3 separate regions of the Homo sapiens genome follow, and all the other regions are linked to region 2. Evidence: chromatin loops called from intact Hi-C (ENCODE). Cell type or tissue: PC-9. All regions are shown on one strand. Links, peaks and the distances in the headings refer to the core of each region. The heading gives the core; the rest is flanking DNA.

What was found. Hi-C counts contacts between places; a loop is a spot of excess contacts. Peaks named below come from ENCODE experiments on the same cell type or tissue, not always from the same donor. Only the 100,000 strongest peaks of a DNase experiment are listed, where the experiment ranks them.
Region 1: a loop joins it to region 2, with 7 times the contacts of the local background. A loop is called at or near these places in 2 of 110 quality-filtered maps.
Region 3: it touches region 2 in a loop (5-fold over the local background); 4 of 110 quality-filtered maps call a loop at or near these places.

The regions. Positions count from the first base shown.
Region 1 is chr21:15,419,281-15,427,368 of GRCh38, reverse strand. All of the region lies in intron 2 of LOC101927745 (a long non-coding RNA gene), which reads left to right. LOC124905055 (a long non-coding RNA gene) reads right to left here and starts at 4,385. Exons shown (of 2, transcript XR_007067934.1): 1 at 4,159-4,385; 2 at 1,410-1,840. In PC-9, for the core only: no CTCF peak of the experiment used is centred there; no DNase peak of the experiment used is centred there.
Region 2 is chr21:15,206,115-15,214,202 of GRCh38, reverse strand. No RefSeq gene overlaps it. Among named protein-coding and RNA genes, the nearest start is that of LINC02920, 140 kb to the right of the region's middle. RefSeq lists a cis regulatory region at 3,526-3,918. In PC-9, for the core only: no CTCF peak of the experiment used is centred there; a DNase peak (open chromatin) is centred at 3,772; H3K4me3 peaks cover 608 bases; H3K27ac peaks cover 2,935 bases.
Region 3 is chr21:15,290,227-15,298,314 of GRCh38, reverse strand. No RefSeq gene overlaps it. Among named protein-coding and RNA genes, the nearest start is that of LINC02920, 230 kb to the right of the region's middle. RefSeq lists enhancers at 4,559-5,181, 7,328-7,857. In PC-9, for the core only: no CTCF peak of the experiment used is centred there; a DNase peak (open chromatin) is centred at 4,874; H3K27ac peaks cover 1,648 bases.

The DNA.
Region 1 (8,088 bases), core at 1,862-6,861, 210 kb before region 2:
GGGAAAATCAGATTAACTGTTAATAAAGAGGGGATTATTTGGGGGAGTGATGAAATGTTCTAAACCAAGATGATGAAGATGGTTACAGAACTCTCAGAATTCATTAAACCCATTCAATTTGCTAAATTTTATGGTATGTAAATTATATTTCAATAAAGAGTATTAGAAAAACGAAAACCATACAGGGTTCTATGCACCATTGTCAGAAGGTGATGGAAATTCCAAAGCTCATTCCGTTTCTGAGGTATTTTTGAAACTACAGGTATTCTAAAAATGCATGTATATATGTATTTGAAACATCCCAATGTAGAAAACAAACTACTTTTCAACTTAAGTGAAACTAGATTGAGATAAACTCAAAATAAAGTTAAGTCTGTCAAAGTGATTTGATACCATTACAAAATTATTTGACATTCACTATTTATCATGTTAAATTTTTGTAGCCTCTTCTGAATTGCTCTCTAGGCATGTGGGATTGTGGAACTATTACTCTGGCTAATATTGAAGTATTAAGGCATAATGTCTAGCAGATACAGTAATAGACAGTGTCTGATTTATCTGTTTTCGATCTAACTGATAGTAATAGATACACTTTCATTAACATAATAGAATCATTTCACAATTATTTTAATGCACCAGCTAGACACAGAAAATAACTTTGATTTTGTGTTCAGTGCCCATTTGCCCACTTAAACCTGCCTGCAAACTCGTCTTTTCCTACTGCTTGGATTAAATCTCAAGAATTCACACAATAAAAATTCATCCAGTCACTCTGAGTTACAAATAAGATCTCATTTTATCAACTGAAATATCTAGTACAGAGTCATAATCAGAACTCCAGACCCATGCCTATTTAGTCCTCCTCTTCTCTGACAGCTCAATTCTGTGTTATGTCCGAAAGCTCGTAGCAGGAAGGGAATGGGCAGATACATCCCCGTTGTTGCTTACTCGCTGGCTATGCTTTCTGATCCTTCCACGGTCAGGCTCAGGAGGGCATGAATCACGGACCCAAAACAGGGACTTTGAGATTACTCCGCCAAGGGATTAAGAGAAGACTGAAATTCTGCTCACACTCTGCTTACCAACTCATGTGTCCTGGCAAATGGTATTATGTCCCCCAGGAAGAAGCGATACCATTCAAATCTGCACATGCCCATCATCTGTTCACAAGTCTTTTGCCTATGGGGTGGGCCTGCATCTACTTCAAGAATGTACCATTTAGTTTTTTGTTTTTTTAACTAGCAAAATTTTAACATCGTAAAGATAGAGCTGCCCTATACCATTACCCAGCTTAAAAAACTACCAAATCTTAGAGATGTCTTTTCATTTCAAACGAAGTTGTAGGGATGATGGGAATTTTTTCCTCCCCCTCTGAAGTTTCAAGTCTGCTAAAATAAACTGACAATGGATTTACAAGAGGAAAAGCACACAAATTTATTAACATGTAAGTGTTTACGGGAACCATACAAAATATGAAACTCAAAGAAGGGCAAGGTGGTTGAAGCTTAAATACTCTCTTCATAGGGAAGAGAGAAATGAGAAATGTAGGTAATTTTAAGGGGTAGTAAGTGACTTTCAGGGAGATTGAATGAGTCCCAAGAACAGCCAATGTCCTAGAACAAAGCTTCTCTGATCTCTGAAGGATGTTCCAACAAATTGCAGAAAAGTGAGGGACAGAACTCCACAGTGAGCAAAGGTTGTCTTCTTACATAGGTAAAATCTCCCAGGTAACTTCTCAGAGCTAGTCTCAGAAGAATAGATGAAAAGTGTTTGGCATGGGCATGGTGACAGCATTGTCTTTTCTCTGCGCTTAATCTTCTTTGCTTATTTGATGAGATTCCTAGGGAGGGGGTTTTAAGATAATTGCGTTTCTTTTGGAAGAAGTTTCTACAGCCATACTAGAGAACTTCCAGAGAGAAGCTCTCTCTGTAATAGATATACTTTCTATCTATCTGTCCTTGGTGAGGAGGAGAAACGAGAAGATCAGAAAGTCCCTGTTTCTGAGTCTGCTTCTAAGGCCTTTTAATTTCCTGTAGTTCAAAGTGCTCAGCATGCTGCAGTGCCATACTTTGGAGGACTGGGCCCCAGCAAAGGTATCATTCTATGGACTCCTAGAGGCCTTAAACACACTGCCTGTAAACCTACCTTAGTGACTACTTCATATGGTGCCTTTGGGTTACATAAACCCTCCCCTCCACAGTCCTCACCACTTGTCTAAACCATACCTGTCCTTTCAGTTTCACCTCCTTTATAAGATCCTGCCCTGATTGTCCTGGCATAGCCGTTCCTTCATCCACTGAGAACGCAAAGCATCCAGTACCAGTTCACTGAATACTTTTCTAGTGATATGTTATATTCCTTCCCTCCCTTTCCATTCCTTCACCTTTCTCTCTCCGTCCCTGCCTCTTCCTCTCTTGTTCTTTTTTTCTTTTTTGTCTTTCTTCCTTGTCTTTTATTTCCAATTATGGGCCTTGTTTAGAAAGCCAAGTGACACAACTCCTTTAAGTAAAAAGAATAGTGCCTTACTCCAAACTTCTTACCCACTAGTCCTGTGCCTCAGATTGGTCATTTTTTATTGCTTTGCTTGCTTGTCTCTTCTGCCCTTTAACTTCATGTTTCCAAATAAAATGCATCTATTGCTTTTAGAGCTTTTTCAATTTTGTAAGTTGTCTTTTTACTTCCTTCTAACAAAGACTAGGATTTAGCTGTCTTACGCCAATGCTAACACACATACTTTATCCTTCCATGGTAGTTCCTTGGTACATCTTAAAGTCAAGATTTGGTGTCTGCGTGGTTATGTTTAAGTTAGATTTTTGTTTATATCAAGTCTTGTAGAAAACATGCTAATATTTCTTTTCTTGTATAACTTTTTATTTTTCCTGGATTTAATAATTGCCTCATTTATTTGCTTGTGTCTATAATTAATGTGTCTATAATCTGTCTGACTGAACTGTAAGCCTTATAAATGTAGTCATTCAGACTGGTTTTATGGTTTTCTTGGTGATACCCCTCCTGGAACCATCTGGTTTCTATTCTGATCTGAACTGATTGCTCTGCTGGCCTCAGTGTAGTTATTTTCCTGGGACTTTCCTTCATCTTCATCCTGGGAATTCCCTTAGCTTTTCTTCCCTGTTGGGTCCCAGTTCCTGAATCATTTGTCTTTTTTGATTTGGAGGCTTTGATTTTGGGAACACATACATCAGTATCCTCCCAGGAAAGTCAGCATGCCTGGGAATAGGCGGAGGGATGGATGATTGTTTTGAAATTTTTCTGCATGTCTAAAGATGTCTTTATTTTACCCACATAATTGATTTATAATTTGGATTGATATAGGATTTTGTGTTGTTAATTATGTTCCCTCAAATTTCACAGGTTTTCTCCACTGAATTCTAGCTTCCAGGGAGGCTATCAGTAATTCCGAAGCCATTTTAATGCTAATCTTTCTCTGCAAGCTTTTAAGGTACTCTCATTGTCTCAGGCTTTCCCACTGAGGATTCTTTTCATTCACTGCAATGCCTGCAAGTAAACTCTTTAGAATTTGTGCTGCAGACATTTATCAAGCTCTAGCTATATGCAAGAACTATCTTAAAACTCGTGTCTGGAGTGCTATAAAATTTTCTTTTATTATTTCCTATTTCCTACCCTTCATTTTCTATCTTCTCAATTTATAGTGCTCCTACGATCTGTCTGTTGGATATCAGATTTGACTCTCTAATTTTCTTACCTTTTCTCACTTATTTTCAATTTCAGTTTCTTTTGAATAGTTATCCTCCTACTCAAGAGATGTCCTAAATTATCTTCTGTTGTTTAAAAAATGCAACTTCTTAACTATCTGATTAAATTAATTAAAGTTTTAAAGTTTATTTTTTCATTTATCCTGTTTCATGTAAGTTCATTTTTTTCTGTTTTGGATTTTTTATTTAATAATAGCCGCATGTCTCAAATAATTGGATGTTACTCCACTTCAGAGTATGGCTTTGAGAACTGGTAGTAAGCTACGAGAGACCAGCCTTGTTGTCTGCAACTGTTTTCTCTAGGACTAATAAATTCTGCTAAAGTTGGTCCTCCATTCTCCTGCCAGTCAGGATATAAAGCTAGCATCCTTCAATCTGAATCTTCCAGGGGAAGGAAAGAGAAAGAGTGGATCAGATGTCTCACCATTTAGAATGAAAATGATCACCCAGTGCTGGCCTTCCTTTCATGGTCAGTGTGTCTTCTGTCCACTTATGGAAATCTTGATGATAACGCCTTTCTCCCAGAGTCAAGGACGGACAGCTGCTCAGCTTTGTGGGATGAGAGAAGGCATCTGAGGATATAACTGTTCCCTACAATGTTTCATTCCATTCATCTGGGTCAGCAGCCTCCCACACTCCTCTTTCTGAGCTACCTGGTGCTTCTAGTCCCTGAGTGTTTTCAAGGTTTTGTGGTCTGTTTTTGGCTTCTTTTCATTAGGCGTGTACATTCCCAGAAAGTTCAAATCTGTGTGAGTTACCATTTGGTGATGACTCATCTGCTGTTTTGTCTGCTCTTTGTCTCTATGTTCTTACCATTTGGGGGATTTTGGGAGATAAGCATATATGTTCAATTGGGTGCATTTAATTTCAAGTCTATTTTACTGTTTCGTTCTATCCATTTTTCCTTTGGTCCAAACATTTTCTCTCCTCTCATTTTATTCTTCCCAGTCTCCAAGTACCCTAAAGCAATGATCGTGGCCTGCCATCGTTCTGTGAAGTGGGCAGCCAAGTCATGGCAGGACTGATTTTCAAGAGACAGGAACTAAGAAAGGTGGCCTGACCTCAGCCTGGACTATGGCTTTTGAGGGGGACTGGCAGGGGGTTGCTGGGCTGGTCTGGGGATAGGAGTCAGCTGGTCAGCAATAATTACTACAGGCTGAGAATTGCTCCAGGCTGCCCAGAAAGGAAAAGATGAGCATTGTAGGGATCACCTGGACCTGGTCAGGAGATTATCAGAAACTCTAAGGAGATTCTGGGGTGGTTGAGGTCACCAACTAAAAGGCAAGAATGATTTCAGTCTGCTGCATTCATGATTACAGCTCCATGGTTTTCTAGCTGTGGGGCCCTTAGGAAACTTGCTTAATTCTCTGAAATTCAGTTTGTTCAGCTGCAAAATGGGGTCATTAGCCATACCTTCCTCCTAGAGTTGTGAAGTGAATCCTTTAATATATTAAATGACTAATATAGCTTCATGTAGTGACTCAAGAAAAAAATGGTGTGGGAGGACTAGTCTTATCATGCTTCATGTGTGACACACGGTACCTCCTGTTAATAAACCTTTGTTAACTAGTTGAGTGAAATACATCTAGAGCAAATTATACTGAATTGAATTTTATAGCCAGTTTTCTATGCTAGGCAAGAAAACTAACAAAAAACCGTTTTAGTTGTTGCTTTTAGCTGGAATAATTAGCCACATAGCACTGCAATTGAAAAGATGTATATTTCCAAATCTCTTCCAAATATTCCAATCTACACCGCCAGGTAGACAAATCATGACTGATTAACCAAGAGCTATGCTTTGTTTGGTCCAGTAACAACTCTGCCCCAGGCACGTCGGCACAGTCTTCCAGGGACTCTGACTGATCAGCAAAGAACCAAATGGCTGGTAATTTCTAATTTATAAACACTGCTTGACGTAGGCAGTTGGGCATTCTGCCACACTGCTATGGCCTGAAATGGCCCAACCACTTTTCAGTGCACGAAAAGCAATTTCAAGTGACTTAATAACTCTTTACCTACCCCTCTGTTGGGGTCCACAGACAACATTGGATGGAGATGGCCACCAAGTGGCCTCAGGACAAGGAGCTCAGATTACTGCTTCCCAGGGTTTCCAGCTGAACAATGAATATATTGTGAAGGTCCCATCTGTCAAAGTAATCAAAGTATAAAGAGGGAAATGATACAATTAGACCTTTAAGACACATACATTTATCTTTGGTTTTTCAAAACTGATAGCAATTTGGCCAGGCTTCCCTTGGCGAAGAAGACAGAGATTGGCATTCTTTCACGCAAACTGAAATCTTGCCTAAAATGAATCTCCGAGTACAAAGGTGAGAAAACAGAGAAGCAAGTAGGACTATTGAGGGAGGCATGGAAAAAATCCTGTATATAAACTAAGTGTTCCAACAAGACAGATAACTAATAAGCTTAGGTTAAGCACTATTTTTTTTTTAATGAAACATATCCACCTGCTAATAGCATGGAAGTTTATATACAGAAAAAAAAAAAAAAAAAGAACTGAGATAACTCCCGATGGTAAAAGGCCACTGTCCTCTCTGGTTGCTGTGACCTCCAGCAGTGTTGCTGCTGGAGTCCCGGTTCCTTCGTCAGTTCTCTTCTGTACTGAGGGGCTCATGCAGAACTCTCGCTATCACTTTCAGCCTCCTTGGCAGCTACAGTCGTGTGCTAGACCCCCACTGTTTGAAACTGGTGGGATGCTCCTCCACCTTTCAGATGCTTTCTCTCTGCTCACCCCAAAGTCATTCCTCACCTCTGCCATCAGCCATCTATGCACCGGTTACACACAAGCCCCACTGCTTCAAAGCAGCCATCCTCCCTCAGTGACCTGAGCCCAGACTGCCACACTCAGACTAACCATCTTTGGACCCTGCCTGGGCCACATGGTACTGGTTACGATTTCCCCACAAAAATCATTACCTTCCTGAAGGAGAACTTTTCTTCTTCCTATCTTCCCCATTCCCTTAGACCAAGCTAAGCAAGACTCATTATCCAGGTGCTATGGCCTCTTCTTGCTTCTCTGGTGAATGAATTATTGGGTATTCGGGGCACCTACAACCTTGTCTGGATCTGAAAGGGCATCAGATGGAAGGCAGGCAGACACCCAGACATCCCTTAACAACTCTGAATGCCATTAGGCTGGTGTCCTTCCTCCTGCAAGGTGCCTTAGAGCAAGGGCTCATCATCACTTGTCTAGACAAAAATCCTGATCTGTTTAATGAATCTAGCCTTACAAGAACCTCAGACACAAGCAAGAGCATCACCCCAGACCCAGTCCTAAGAAATGTGTGTTTAAGAACCTGAATGGAATTCCTAGGCCATATTTTGTCCTGCCAACACAAGGGCATAATACTGGACTAAATATTGGTGAAATGTCCCTGAAGATGATTAGAAATATGCAGTAATTTTTGGGGTCCACTGTTGATTACTCCTAACTTGTTCTTCATTTTTCTACCTTGATGATAGAAACAATCTCCTTGGGAAAGGGAAGTGCTTCCCCAGTCCCAGTCACATCTGTAAACTTCTGGCATTTAAAAACTGGGTTGATATTTACTGTGGTGCCAGTGTACTCTACCTTACATAAACAAAGGCTTCTCATTTTAAAGGAAGTAGGGAATCCCTTTCCAGGATTGATGTCTTCAGGAAATAATACTGGGGAAAGTCAGTTGACTAATGTTAGAGCTGGACTTTTAATGATCAAGACTACTTTTGGCCACCTAGACTGCTGCTTCTTACGAGAGCTGAAGCAGACCTAGAAATTCAGACTTTGAGGGATTAGATCAGGTTTCAAGGCATTTTATGTCTTCACCAAGTAGGAGCAACCAACCAGGAAAGCATCATATATATCAAGGACAATGGGGTTACTCCCTCCAATTTTACACATTTTCTGTCCCTATAACTTCAAGCCACAGGTGAATGAAATGACCCAGTGAAGCCAGTTCATCACTGAGCTCCATCCACAGCCCTTTAAATCTAACTGGTTCACTCACACATCATGGTGCAAAGAGCATGGAATCAAATTATAAATAACGAACTCATCTCAAATATTTGCCTAACACTCTCAGGCTTTGCCACCTGACCTGTTATTTCCAGCTCCTCAATCTTCTGGCTGTTCCAGCTCCCCAAATTTGGCTTTAAATCCTCTTGCTATTTAGCACTCCATTTGAACCTCATTAATTGGTTTTTAACCTCAACCGCCTGCTATACTCTTGGGATCACAGCAGGGCTGTTTCCCTAAATGTTTTGGCTTTCCAGAATGCTGACTGTCACTCACACCCCACCATTATGTCCAGGTCAGCCCCCTTAAGCTCCTTTTTTAATTTTTGTTAGAGGAAGA
Region 2 (8,088 bases), core at 1,573-6,572:
GGTCAGACCACATCTGTTACAACTGCTCAGCTCTGCCATTGCAGCAGGAAAGCAGCTATAGATAATATGTAAATGAATAAGCATGGCTGTGCTACCATAAGTTTTCATTAGACACTTAAAAAAAGATAGTAGTTAGGTATGATGTTGAAAATCTTGCTGTTGGCTGTATCTTGTCCCATTTTGTATTTACCACAGTGCTGAGTATGGTGCTTTGTGTTAAATAGGTGCTCAACAAAGGTTTGCTGCGTGAATGAATGCATAGGCCCAGGTTTAAAGAAATTCACATTCGTATGACATGGTATCTCCCAGAAACACTCAATTTCAACCCCATAAGACTTATAGAAGATGCCAGGGTGATTTTTCTAAAATGCAAATCTGGTCATGTCATTCTTCTATCTAATCACCTTCTGTGGCTCCTATTCCCCACGGAAATAAATCCAAATTCCACAGCATGGCATGGAAGGCTTTTACCCCATGTCAGACTCCAGCTTCATCTCTTGCTCCCACTCATCTCCCCCCTGCCCCTAAATGAAATAGACACATTGACTTGCATGTTCTTTCTAAGCTTTGTGTATGCTGTCCCCTGCCTTATTTCTTTTCATGTACTCGGTCAGTTGCTACCTGTCTTTTAGTACCAACTAGTTCCAAAGCTCAATTCCTCCAAGAAGCTCTCCTTAAAACCTTAAGTCCTGCAGCCTGTTGCATCTATGTGTCTTTTTTTCTTTTCTCTTTTTTTTTTTTTTCCCGAGACGGAGTTTCAGTACTGTTGCCCAGGCTGGAGTGCAAATGGCGTGATCTCAGCTCACTGCAACCTCTGTCTCCCAGGTTCAAACGATTCTCCTGCCTCAGCCTCCCAAGTAGCTGGGATTACAGGTGCCTGCCACCACACCTGGCTAATTTTTTGTATTTTTTAGTAGAGACAGGCTTTCACCATATTGGCTAGGCTGGTCTTGAACTCCTAACCTCAGGTGATCCGCTCGCCTCAACCTCATCTCTGTGTCTTGCTAATGCTCTCTCTCAGTACCTTGTGGAATATGTAGATGGTTTCTCATTTGCCATCTTTCTGGTCTGCTCTCTGACCCTGGATCTTTTTCATTTTTAATTCCAAGGCACTCAGCATCACAGTGCTGGGTACACAGTAGGTACCCAAATATATTGGAACAAAAAGGAAAAAAAAAGGAGAAAAAAAGACAAAAAGGAAGCCAGGCGAAGAGAAGAGAGATGAAAAAGGGAAACTAATTACTATTGGGCTAGATTATTTTTCTAGGCTTTGTACAGCAGAGCCTAGAATAAATTTAATTTCTTCAGTCTCTATGTTTGGGGTAAGCTGGAGGCAAGAATAGGTTTCTTTCTTCCTTTACTCCTAGATAAGCAGGGCCTGTTACTATTTAGATCTATGAATTCTAAATGGAAAACAGTACTCAACATTAAAAAATAATCTACTAAACACAGAATATAAATTTTAAAGAATTAACTTTTACATTTTGTAATTTGTACATAAGGCTTAAAGGTAAAAACTTGGATACAGTTCCTCTTAAGTGATTATATAATTTAATGAACAATAGAAACAATTTTCTTATTAAAGCCTGAACTTTGAAATAAAAGAAAGCATAATAGTTCCAAGTCTGTTGGACTCCAACATTGAGATGAAAATCCAATTCAGATATAACCAAATTCTCACTCTACAATATTTTGTTTAAATACTAAGTAAAATGTTAATTATTTTGCAGCTTTTGTTTTTAGGTCATGAGATCAGTCTATTTTACTTCCTCTTTACCATGGCTGGAGGCTCTTAACTATTTATGGATTTCACTCATCAGCAAACTCGGCTAAACTGCACTGCTCTAAGTATCGCAGGATTTTAATAGAAGTAGAGCTTTCTTTAAACATGGTTTCATCTAAAGATGTGTTTGAATATCTTGATTACTAATATGTACATATAATATTATTTTGAGAAAAATGCAAATAACTAAGCATGCTTATTATAAAATCTAAAATATACATTACAATATATATTCTTATTTAAAAAAAGAGATCAGTTCTAGGGATAGGAAGAGAGGATGCACAAAACAGAAGAAACTATCAATACCTGCCAGTAGATGATTTCTTTTGCTATTCACACATACTCCCACCCATTTCCAAAATGCCTGTGTTATCAGGGACCTCAATAAAATCCAAACACGAACAAATAAACAAATTGTCAGGGCAGGAAAATTGAGTGTTTGGCTCTAAATGTGCAGAAAAAAAAATCCTTGATTTGATTGTTTCTATATAATAGTGCTTCCTTTAGTTGTAATAATGCCCTTCACCCCTTTGCAACATTTCCACTTATAAACATTGACCCTCACAGTTTGAAAACCTGCCTATCTCACATCAGAGATCCCTGTCCAAGGCCATTCAGTACAGAACAGGGAGTCTGAGGCAAAACTGAGATTCCCAGTTGATCAGACCACTAGACTACATTGCACCATAAAGCAAAGACAAACAGGGGGTTGCTCCAGGGCAGCCTAAGTTTGTTTACCAGCGTGCTTGCGGCTTTTCTGAAGCCCGTTTGTCCTAATTTCTTTTTCCTGTTTGCAACTTGTTAAGCATTTCTGTCTTCCTTTCCCGCTACCTAGCCTATTTCTATGATCACTTTCTTCCTTTTGTTTGAAATGAATTATATGAGCAATTGAAAAATCAAAAAAGAATAAAATGATCAGAGGCTAGGTCATCTGGAAGCACATTTAACACAATACTGGTGTAGCGCACATCTTGCTATAAATCATATTGACGAAGTATATCAGTACCAAAGAATATTCTTCAGAAAAAGTGTTTTGATCAGAAACAACTTCTCGCCCTCCCCCCACATACTGAATCAAAGAATTTTAAGGAAGTGAAGAAGCGATGGAAGTTAGATAATCAGTTATACTTCAACCCTAATGCAATGGTGAACTTTGCCCAAACTTAGAATATTGTAAAGGAAACCTTACATTTCTCAAAGCATCTATTTAAATATAAATAGGGTATGTCAAATATCACACAGGATAGATCCACAGGCCATTTTTAGCTAAAAAAACAAAAACAAAACAAAACAAAAAATATGATCAACTAGACAAAACTGAAAAGCCTAGAAATAAAGTAGGGAACCAAATCTAATACATTAGGATCGCATTATGATTACTAACACTTGAGGGAAATAAAGCAGGCTCTATTGAGAGGAGGATAAGGAGATAGGCTACTCTTGAAATTCTAAAGTGAACCCTAAACATCTAGGAAGACCTTAAGGTCCAAGATGCTGGTTTCATTTATATTTAATTTCATTTGACTTTATTCCTTGATATAGGAATTACAGGTTTATCCTAACACCATTATTGAAAGCCATGGTCAGGTTAATATTTGGTTTGGTAATATAATGAATATGCAATATTTTTAGCAGAAATCAAAAACAGATTCTTGTACAGGTAAAACTGTCTATTCTAATCTGTAAATTTTACAGTATTTTTCTCTCTGGATCTCTCTTGTTTGCTAGGTTTTGTTTCTCTTGGTTTTAAAATCTATGTCTCTTAACTGACCCTGGGAGTGGCTAAGGAAAGGTGCTTAGTCATTAGAATGTCCACCTAGTCGCCCAGCCAAACTGGCCCTACAGCCAATAAAGCCAGACCCCTGTGTCCTTGCCCGTGGTGTGTGTCTAAGATCTGTGGCTAGCGGCTCCAGCCTGGGTTGAGCAGCAGGAGAGAGCCACAGTGACCTCTGTTTGAGTAACCTGGCTGTGAGCCCTGACCCCTGGGTGGGGCTGGAGCATTGCAGTCCATGCCCCATTGCCTAATCCCTCTGACTCCAGTGGAACCTAGAAGGAAGGAATAGGATGACTCTAACCTCAAAAAGGGGTGTTGAAGGAAGAAGAGGGAAGATTGCCAAATAGCCCTAGGGTGATGGAGGTTCCTGTTCTCCCTGTCTCCTCTCTTGGGAAAGTCAAGGCATTCCAGCTCTTATAGAGATGGTTAAGAGGATGATAGGATCTTTCTAACTGGAAGCTAATGACGAGCCTGTTAGTTTGTACAAGAGAAAATAATTTAATTAGAGCTAAACCACCCTGAATAGGAGAGGGAAGGGGATCTCTTAGGAGCCCTAAGAATGGAAAGAAGATTGAAATTCTTCTGTTTATTTGTACAATGGAATATTTGGAGGCCAGATCTCCTGTGATATAGACCCTGCTTTTATCAAATTGCCGTCTTTTCCCACTGACACAGGCCAGTCTCTCAAGGTATTGAGAATAGAGAGGAGAGCAGTCTGCTGACTTATTAACTTACGTGAAAAAAATTTTTTTTTCTAAATGTCACCTAGGATATTTTCCAGGTATTTGACCCTTACAGCATTGTATTTTCTTCTGGGGAGGGGACCCAGCAATTGCACATAAAAGAAATTGCATGAAACCTTGTGAATCTGGGCTATCATAGAGTGTTTTTGTGTGTCCTGGTATCCTTGATGCCCAGAAGCCAGGTAACTACACAATCATGAGCAGAAATTCTCTCAACCAAATTATCCGGGTCATGGCCTTTCAGAATATAAACACCTAGAAGAACCAGCTAGTGAAGCACAAAGTTTCCAGTAGTTATAAAAAACAGTAGAGAGGGAAACACTGTTTTCCTAACAGCATTTCCCAAAGGGTCACTTTTCATTGACTTCCAACAGTCCTTGGTCAAGTTATCTGATATAGGTACCAGCCTAATTCTTTGATTTTTCATACTGCCTGAAGGAAGCCAGCACTACAACAAATAAAAAAGAAAAGAAATTCACTTACTCATCCTCTTGAATCAAAGGCTAAGGAATAAAGAAGCCTTTGTGAGTTAGCAACTCCCTTCCCTTCTTCTTCCTTTTGGCTGTTTTGGTGAGGAAGACTTGACCTTAGTTAGTTACCTTCCCAGATAGAGATTGAATTGGAGGGTCTAGTACTTTTAATTTTTCTTTCATAGACTCCAAGAGCTACAGAACCCTTAGAGATTGATCAGCTACCTGGCTGACTGGTTCATTTTCTCTTCATCCATTTAGCAGGCTTTCGTTCAGGGCCCGCTTTGCAGTAGGTGCCTCCCAAAGGTTGAGAATGTGAAGACAAAAAATGTCAGTTTTTGCCCTAAAAAAGTGCATGGTCCAGTAGTGGAGACAGACATGGAAACACATGTTTTGGGTATGAATCATGGCTCACAAATGGAGGTGTGTGTGCAGTAAATGGCACGTGTCTTGATTTTATCTTTAAAGGAGATTCAATGCAACTCTGAGCTCTCAACCTGCTGGGCTTATGGGAAATGCAATCTGTCAGTATTGAGGGTTTCTCCTGGCTTTGTCTCTCTCTCATGCAAAGGTCTCAAGGTCTTTCACAACCCAGAGCATGGAGGAGATCCCCTTCAGTTTTGGCTCCCCACGGGCTATTTCTGGGTGCCTGTGGTCCGTGCCTGGCTGGTTACTTGAGGTCTGGAAACCCCACTACTTCCATGACACAGGTGGACCATTGGATCCTTGAGGATCTGGGATTCTGGTGCGCAGGGCCATCTTCCCAGATACACAGGCAGCTATTCCCTTTCTATGGCCTTGCTTCCTCGCAGGGCTCTGCCAAGAAGTAGGGCCCGCCTGAGTCCTGCTGCCCAAAGCTCCCGGTCAGCTTCATCCTCTTCTCTGCCTGGAGGTAATCACCTCCCTCTCCCTCTTCTATATTTCCTCTACCCCAGCCCAACCGAAGATCATACTTGCAAGGAGAAAATACAAGTTAATATCGCCATGAATTATTCTGCCCCTTGACTCTAAGAACGAGTGCTTCTATAACTGTGGTGCCCCGGGCAACTTGGTGCTTTACTGCAGCCCTACCCGGTGTCAGAGTACAGGTCTCAATAACGTGCCATGGGAAGGAAGAAGGGAGCAACTACCTATTGGGGAATTTGGAACTCAGAGAAGATAACGTTTCCTCCGGGTCATAAGGGCAGGAGATGTGCACAACGTGCATTGGGGCATGGGGGACGAACACCTGGAGTCAAAGAGCAGAACGTGGAAAACGGAGCGGGATGACAGAGTCTGCACGTTCCAGGGAATGTGAAGATCCTGCTATGATTAAAGTATAGGGGCGGGAGGCAGGGAGGAAAGTGGAGATGACAAGAGATGAGGTTGAGAAAGAGTTTGAAGCTAAATCCTGCAGGGACTTAGAGTAAATGTGGTGGGGGTTATGGCGAGTTTCTGATGTAAACAGATAGTTTAAGGTCACATGCCTTCGAGGCATGTGGGAATCCATGGACTGTGGAGTTGTTGACTGTAGCTTTGCAATCCCAACTGTGTCACTGTCTTGCCATAGGGTCCCAGGCAAGTTACTTAGCTTCTTTGTGCCTCAGTTTTTATTATCTGTAAAATGGGCATAGGTGATAATAGCACCCACTTCAGAGCCCTTTGTGACTGCTGAGTGAGACAACATATGTAAAGCATCTGCCCAGTCCTAGACACATAATTCATATTAAATACATATTAGCCAATGATATTATAATTTTACAATGATTTTCATGTCATTATATTCATAGCAACCTGGAGAGGTACATCCAACATGTACTGTTATGACATTCTGTGGCTGTGGCTACATCAAGGAACCAGAATTTGAAGTCCTCTTAACTAAACCTCTAGGTAGACAGAAGATTTGATGTGACATTGTAGATAATAATGACCTCCAGATCAAAGCAGATGGACATAAGAACTAGTATGCAGAGCCAGGACCTCAACAACTTCGCCAAGTGTAAAGACAGCATCTGGCACCCAGATGATACTCAAGTCATTTTGTTTAGAGATTCCCCGAGAGAACATGATAAAGACAAAAATGGGCAATCCAAACGGGTAACGTGGTGTATTTGTTTACTAGGGCTGCTGTAACAAAGTACCACAAACCAGGTAATTTAAAACAGAAGTGTATTTTTGCACAGTCTGGAGGCTAGAAGTTCAAAATCAAATTGTTGAGAGTACCCCGCTCCCTCTGAGACCCTGGGTAGCATCCTTCCTTGCCTCCTCCTAGTTTCTGGTTGGGGCCATCAGTATGTGGTGTTGCTTAGTTTTCCTGTGTCATCACACAGAGTTCTCCATGTGTGTTCCTCTCTGTGTCTTTTTTCTTCTTTGAAGGGTATACATTAGATTGAATTAAGGACACACCCAACTGCAGTATGACCTAATCTTAACTTATATCTTATGTCTGCAAAGACCCCATTTCCAGATAAGATCATATTCTCAGATACCAGGGATTACAGGGACTAGGATTTCAACATACCTTTTTGGGGAACACAGTTCAATCTATAAGTGGTGTCACAGAAAGAGCACAGGGCTCAAAGCTGTGCTAAAGGTACCTCTCGGGGGTCAGATGTGTTATTTGTGAACTCAGGGATTATCTGAGCTTCTCTTGATTCTAAAAATGAAATACGCTGCAAGACAAAAACTGAAGTAACTAATTGAAACTGTGTATTCAAATCAAAACTGCAGTTTGAGGAACGAGGGATTACATAACTAATAACCTAAGCCCTTGCTGACCCTGGCTACATTAGGAAGCATTGCTTATGAAAGAATGCACTCTGTTTGAACAATTTCTTCAGTCGGGCAGAGGATAGCTTTTCTTGTGTAACTGGCGTTTCCCACCCCTCTTAAAATGTGTTTTGATAAATATATTTGGAAGAAACAACACAAAGGATAAGAGCATGGAAATTTTAGTTTTCTCTCTAAATCTCACTGTCCTATCCAATGGTTTGACTTCTGAGTACCAAAGCATACTATTATTTAATAATCATCCCCGTAGGTTAATTGTAAAATAAAGTTCACCACCAATTTACCATCTCTACCGACTTTCCACCTCCCTTACCTCTCATCCCAGGTTGCAGTAATATAATTTTTTGAGGTTCTCCCTGTAATGCAATGAGGCATGGATCATACTTACAGTTGATTCTGTTCTCAAAATATATCACAATTTAGGGCAGTCTTGCCTGGTTGATATCTAGCCAATTACTCTCATATGTATATAGTATCTCATTTTTACATGTTTATACAACTTGATTGTAGATGTGAATACTAGGTTTTCATCTTCGATTGGCCCAAGAC
Region 3 (8,088 bases), core at 1,862-6,861, 84 kb before region 2:
CCAAGCTTCCCAGCTTGTGGTCATTGAAGGTCACTTGGTTGATGGCTAAAATTTCAATTGGAACCTTGTCATATAATCAGGATTTAAAGCCCAGCTGAGACTTTGTCTCTCCTGTGAAAGGGGAGGTTGTTTTATGATTAGCTTCAGAATGTTAAATTAGGTGTTGGCAATTATGAACCATTTTTGTAGCTAAAATTGCACTATGGAAACACCTGTCCAGAATAGCAAAGTAAGACAGGCTTAAAAAAAAAAGTCATGATTCTCTTATGCACTGATTCTATTATGCATGAATAGTTCTGCTTTCATTATCAAACCCTAGAAGCCACACCTAACCACTCTTGAGAAAAAATACTTTTTGTATCCTTTAACAGTGATTTCCAAGAACAAGCACCAAATTAAGGGTATCTTTTGTATGTGGCACAGAGAAATGATTTGCATAAAGACTCAGTTTTTAAAATGACTGAAATGTTTCCCAATGTATTTCCAATAATGTTTTTTTTCCTTCTAGTAGCAGTCCTCATGTTCTTAGAAAACGTCTATTGATAACCCATAAAATCATGTCCTACAGTGGGCAAGGTTCAATAAATTCTTCTGCTGTTTATTATAAAGGAGACTCAGCACCTTCAAGTAAGAGAGAATTGAGCAAAAAGAGAATCAAGAAGACAGGAAAGAAACTGAATAAATTTCATAATTACTAAAATTGTTCTTATCAAAACAATACATCAATTTTTTTTTTTCACGGACCATGCTGGGATAGGGGCTTAGTACAGAGAGTGAGCAGTGAGAACACCCCACACACACACACACACACACACACACACACACACACACACACACACAGGGTTTATATACATATATACACACAGACACACACATATACATATACACAAACATTTGAATGATATTGAAGTGTAGATTTCCATTTCTGGCTAAGATGGAATCACAAGGACTGAAATCACCCTCCTGCCTAAAACAACAAAACAAAACAATTTAAACAATGGCTTTCAAGAAACTGGACATCGGGCAATGAAGGAAGTGATTTTAAAGTGATTAAGAGTTTCCAGGCTGTAGGATAGACAGGGGGTACCCAAGAAGAGCCCAGCAAACTCCCTGAGTTGCAGAGACAGAGTTGAGAGTCTGGGGAGACCAAAGCAATCAGAGATCACTAGACAAAGAGTATTGGAGAGGAGGGGGATGCCCAGAGTTAAAAAAACAAAAATCTGCCAAGAGTTCCTCTCAAGTAGCATTCAACATAGTACTGATCAGCACATACATGTAAGGAAATGACTGAAGGGTAAGAAAGAACCATCTAAGAAGATTAAGGGAACAGTGTCTGGAATTCACACAGGGCCTGGAATGGTGCTTCTTCTTGTCAAACTGGGAAAATCGCATAATTCTACCATAACAAGGTAGAAAACTCAAAAGGATCTTGATCAGTCCTAGTAAGCACTATTCTGGTGCCTCCTAACAATTCTTAAAAGCAAGACCTGAAAATGACAAACTGCTTCCAAGAAATTTTCTATGCCCCCAGATCAAAATTCAAGAATATTTGTAGGAGTGCAAATCACCTGGGTTCAAATCCCATCTTTGCCACTTACCTGCTGTGTGACCTCAGGCAAGTTACTTAGCCTCTTTGATGCTCTGTTTCTTTATCCTTGAAGTAAGTATAATGATACCTATTTGATGAGGTTGTTGTAAACATAAAGTTAATCTCAATATATGTAAAGTATTTGTACATGGTAGCCTCTCACTAAATGCTGTCCAGGAGTGTCTTTCCAAAAAAAGATAAATATATACATAATATGTAAATTATGTATATATGTGTGTGTGTGTGTATATATATATATATATATATATATATATATATATATATGCTTACACATAACAAGCATGGAACAAGGTAAAATTCACAGTATCTGACATACAACCAAAGATTACCAACATGCAAGAAATGGGAAAATACAACCAATAGTGAAGTTCAGTCACTCAATTGAAACTGACCCAGAACTGATACAGGTATTAGAATTAGCAGAAAAGGGTATTAAAACATATGTGACTGTGTTCCATATGTGCAAAATACTAAGTGGAGACATAGAAGATATTTAAAAATATCTAAGTTGAATGTCTAGAGCAGGAGTCCCCAACTCCTGGGCCATAGACTTGGTACAGTGGCCTGTTAGGAACCAGGCCACACAGCAGGATGTGAGCTGTAGGCAAGCCAGTGAAGCTTCATCTGTATTTTCATCCACTCCCCACTGCTCACATTACCACCTGAGCTCCACTTCCTGTCACACCAGCGGTACCATTAGATTCTCACTGGAGCACAAACCCTATTGTGAACTGCACATGCAAGGGATCTAGGTTGCGTGCTCCTTTTGAGACTCTAATGTCTGATGATCTATCACTGTCTCCCACCAACCCTAGATGGGACTGTCTAGTTGCAGGACAGTAAGCTCAGGGCTCCCACTGAGCTTATTCTACATTATGATGAGTTGTATAATTATTTTGTTATATATTACAATGTAATAATAACAGAAATAAATAGCACCATAAATATAATGCACTTCAACCATCCTGAAACCATCTCCCCCACCCCCCGTCCGAGGAAAAATTGTCTTCCACAAAACCAGTGCCTGGTGCTTAAAAGGTTGGAGACCGCTGGTCTGGAGATGTTCCTGCACCTCTACGATTTGAAAATCACGTCTCTACACTGGAAAACTACAATGTGTAAGATGAAAATACACTGGATAGGATTTATAGTAGATCAGATCCTGCAGAAGAAAAGGCTAGTAAACTTGGAGATATCACAATAGAAACTATTCAAAATGCAACACACAAACATACAGAAAAAAAGAAAAAATGAACAGATCATCAGTGAGTTTGGGAGTAACTTAAGCAAATTGTATATTTTAAAAATATTCAGTCAATTGTATGTCAGTTATACTTCAATAAAGCTGTTTAAAAATAAGAAATTTGATAGTATGCTGAAGAAATTTATAGTCTAGTCATTAAATCAAGGAAGATTTATAAACAACACGCTACATGGTAGTATAGACTGTTACCACCTTACAAACACTAAGGTAACATGCATGCTAAACAATTCTGACTAATAAAATTAAATCATACTTTTTCCATACAGAGAACAGTTTTAGCATCTTATACTTTTTAATATCTTAAACTTTTCAGCATCTGATAGCAAATCTAATGTTACTGAAATAACGTTTGGAATAACCTCTTTTAACCTTTGTAAAGTACATTATCCCAATTCACATTTTCAACATACAATTAATTTTTTAGAGATAAAACTTTTGAGTAGATTTAATTGCCAAAATAACTACCTAGGAAATGGAAATAACCTTCAATTATGAACTATGATCAAAGAGAGCTTTTTCATTTTTCATATTGTTTTGTGAAATGACTTTCATTCCCCCATCACCTTCTAAGTAACTTTGACATAACATTTATTTTTTATCACTAATAAAATACTTTTGGTTGAATACAATTTAATGAGACAAAGCCTTTGGCCAATTCTAACACAAATAGATTTATATTTGGGGAAAAGGGGCAGCCAGGTGCTAAAATGAAGCTCTCTTGTCTTGATATCATCCATGTTTGAATGCTTCAACCAGACTTTGTGGATGACCATTGCAAGGTATGAAGGTTTACTAAGGCTGACTTCTAAATTAGTAACAAGGAAACATCTCCTGTCATTAATTCACTGAGAGTACATGGATCTCCCCAGCAGGATTGGAAAACCAAATTTATCTTATTCTTTCACCATTCTCAAAAACTTTGCCTCATTGTTCCCTAAATAAATTAACTTCTGAAGGATAAAAATGAAGAAAATGGATAGAGAACTTAGAAGCTGTAGAATAACAATGGAAAGTCCTCATCTCTGAGTAATGTTTTTGGAAGAGTAAATAGAATTTTATGTTAGCACATTTTCTTTATTCTAAAAGTACATCAGTTACACAGTGAACCATCAGTTTAAGAACTTGTTACATTAAGTGTCCACCTAGATTGTAAGATGCAACCCAATGTCAGAAACATTTGAGCCTTTGAATCAAGGAAACTTAACCATAATCAGAAGTTTAAAATTTTAATATACTTTAAACAAATATGTATATGAAAAGAGAACCTTGAAAGTAATACATCAGCTTCAATGCAATTTATCTCTATAGATAAGTTTAAGGAAACTTTCAAATATATATGATTTTACACCTGAATTTATTTACCTCCAGCTCTTTCTACGCATTTAAAAATTGTATGGCCATGGTGCAAAAGAAGGAATGAGTTTCTGTAGCCAGGAGAAGTGTGATTATTATTAGGTAGATTATATTTATTTTCATTTTACTTTTAAATAATTGCTTCTAGAAATTTGAATCTACCTGAATGTTACCTAATTCTTCCTCACATGTTTAGCTTAGGGTCTATCTTAAATTGCATAGTGAAATATTTTGTGTATGTACCTTGCTCAGAAAAGTAAAAGAGATAATAAGTTTGAAAATATTTCAAAATTATAAGTACAGTTTATAAATTGACTCCCCTTTCATTAAATCTGTCTCAATCAACAGTCTGCTCATCAATAATTACTCATTGAAACTTAACATATACAAAGTATTTCATTACACTTTCATCAAAGGTGGAAACACAACCAAACACTAAAATCTCTAAAATGGTAATATTATCACATTGAATATGAACACTGGAAGTTGTTTCCTTTACTTAAATAAATGATGTCATTATCACTGGCTGAGTAGCCAACAGCTGGAAAGTAAAAATGTTTTAAGACTAGAGGAATGGAATGGGAATGTGAGGCTCCCTGGGACTCTTGGAAAAGATAGAATCTATGAAGGAGGAGGTTTTGCTTCTATCTGGCTGAAATACCTTAGACATGACTCATTCAGTAGTCAAATAAGGCAGCCTTGAGTGTGACATTAATCTGAGGGAAAACAGTGCCTCTCCCACCATTCATTTTCAGGGCCTGACTTGCCTGCTCCTGCCTGTTTTTCTTGTTCATTAAAGCTCTCTTCATTTCATTACTCTTCTGTTTTCTTGCTTGGTTCCCATCAGTGCTTCGCTTCTCACTAATTGCAATTCTTATGAACTTCCTCCAAAGTAGCTGGTGCATGTAATCTGGAAGCGAGCTCCTAAAATGTTTCTCATTAGTATACTGTAAGAGTTAGAACATACCAGGATTTCAAATATTTTGGAAGATCTCTACCATTAGTCTTGAGTTTGAAAGACTTGCTTTATGCTAGTAGCCACCTGGATCACTTTCTTTTTTCACTGTTTTGAGAAATTCTTCCATATTAATGTATATAAGATTCTGTTTGTGCATTTTTCTGGAAGAAGTTTCATAGTTCACATCACATTCTGAGATATCTTTTCCTTCCCAAAAGGATGAAAATCATGGTTCCATGTGCTTTCTTCACTCAACTAGTGTTTATGAAGACTGTATTATAATCCAAATAGTATGTTTAATACTGAGAAAGAGAGGTGAGTAGTAGCTTCTTTCCTGAAGGAGTTTTTTGGGATAGACAAACATCTAAATTGACCACCGTAGTACAATGTAGCAAATTCTGTAATAAAAGTTGCTGAGTGCTTTTTAAGGACAGAGGAGGGAGAAACTGAGTCTAGGAAAAATTAGAAAAGTGTTCATTCAAGTTGGGACATTGTTCGTGGGTCCGAAAGCCCAAGGAGAAGATAGGTGTTGTTGTTGCATTCCTTGGATCATGCTTGGATAATACACAGCCATTGGGGGTTTAGAGACTGATAATTCAAGTCTCTCACCAGTACTTAAAAGGAGTGTAGCCCAAACTTTAACTGATTTCAGAGATTCTACTGACTTCTCTCCCTGTAAGAGTCTCTTCCACTTCCTAGTTACTTCTAAGTTTTCTGCAATATAATTCTGCATGCATTTTGAAATTACTCTGTCTGGGCATCCCTCTCCGGCCTGCTTATTTTGTCCCCAGGCTTTTGCTCTACTACTAATAACCCTCAGAAAGTCTCTTCTCTGTTGAGCACAGTGGGCTGCCCATAACCACTGGTGATTCCTCTAGTTGGGGCCCAGAAGTCCAAGTCCTGGTATGTCTCATCACTTGGTAGCGGGGCTAGGCATGGCCACTTGAGGACAAAGGACTCCATTACTGCCCCGAGATGATTGCTCAAAAAGCTGTCTCTTCTGTGTTCTACTGTTCTTGCTATGACTGCAGCTGGCAGTAAAAAGGTCAAGGTCTGTGATTATACTGCCTCCTAGCCCGCTTCTCCGTAACCAGGTGTATTGGATACCATTGGTGTTCCTTCACATCTCTGTTGCCAGTTTTTTATGCCATTCCCAGCTCTGTGATCTACTAACTGCTTGCACCTGCAGTTTTTCAGTGGCCTGCTCTTGAGTGCCAGAAGCAAAGCTGGAAGTATCTGGAGTTTACAAATCCTCATTCCTATCCACCTTTCCCAGCCTGTAGCCAATGACTAACTGCTGCTGCAAGCAGATGCAATTCAAGCCCATTTGCCTCAAGGCAGGGCAATGTCTGAGGTGGAATATACACTCTAGACTTCCCCAGAGGGTAGAGCCAGGCTGGGACTTTACCTGAAATTACACCCTTTCTTGGCTTTTTTCCCCTCATGTAACCTGCTTCTCCTGTACCCTTTCCTATTTCCTCTCCATAAACCACTTACATGCAAATCCTCTCACATCAGAATTTGTATTGTGGACACTCAACCTAGAATTCTAGATTAATACCATGCCTGGAAGTCCCTGGTCGTGAGGAAGTAAGATGTTTCTCCAATCCCCAGATCAAACACATACCTTATTGCTTGTCCCATATTGAAAAAATTCCCAAGATGTTTGACAATGATCACATTTTTTTCTTTTTCAGGGAGAAAAGTGTGGCTTTGCCTCAAGGCACCAACAAGGTGATTACAAAATAGACTGATATTAGTATTTTCAATATCTGTATTATACAATCCATGGTCATGAAACTTTTTTCAGAGTTTGAGCTGGGGTGGAGGGGAGAGGCTAACGGTACACAAATATTGCAGAAGAAAAGATTATCATAAGAATTCCAATATGATTGGAGGAGAGTACATGCAGCTATGAATAGTAGAAGATGAGAATCCAGATGCTGGTGGACTTTACACCACACTAAACAGTTTGACCTGTATCCTACAAACATCAGGGGTGTTTAAATGAGGTAGAGATAGGAAGCAGTGCATTCTTTTTATTAATAAAAGATAAAGGTCAGAATGGACTGAAGGAAATGACAACGGGAGATGACTGGACATACAGATTGAGAAGTCATCTGCACGTGGAAATATAGCTCATAATATAAGATAAAGCTGTTGATAAAAATGGGATCATGTACGGCTGCTGTAAAAGAAAAGAAATGAAGATCAAGGATCGTACCTTTATATACTGAGGGAACACCCACACAATGCAATAGGTGAGCCCATTGAAAGGCGGAAAAGCAAATAGAAACTAGAAGAGATTAGTGATGGCAGCGGTGGCCCGTCTAGAGCAGCTGCTGCCATGACTCCAGCTGCACTCGGGGAGGCGTGGCTAGGGCTCTGTGCTGCGTGTAGCCGGTGGGAGCCGGGACAGAAGCCCCACCCCCTTCTCAGTTGACAGGGTGGAAGCTTCGCACTCCTTGGGCGCAGCTGCAGACCCAGGCCTCCCTGTACTCTTAGGGGCCGGGAGCAGGCAGGAGCCCCACCCTACAGGGTGCAGCTGAAGCTGCCCAAGCTGTGGCTGTGGACCTTGGCATCTCTGCACTCTCAGGCCCGGGAAGGTCCCCTGCTCCTGCAGGCTCGGAAGTGTGTGCTCCCGCTGCCTGGCCTTTCCTTGCTCCCAGCGCCGACTCCGATCTCAGAGCAAAGTTGAGGCCAACCCTGGGCACTGTCACAACCCGGCTGGGTGTGTGCTCTTTAGAGGCAATGCTGACACGCCAGCCCCCTGCTGCCTCAGGCCCCCCCAGACTTCGGGCCCCGATGAGCACAGGAGGGAGGCTGAGGTGATGCTGAGGGTAGCTCGTCACTGGCCTGCAGGCTCCCCTCAGCACGAACAGCCTGGGCACCATGAACAGCAGC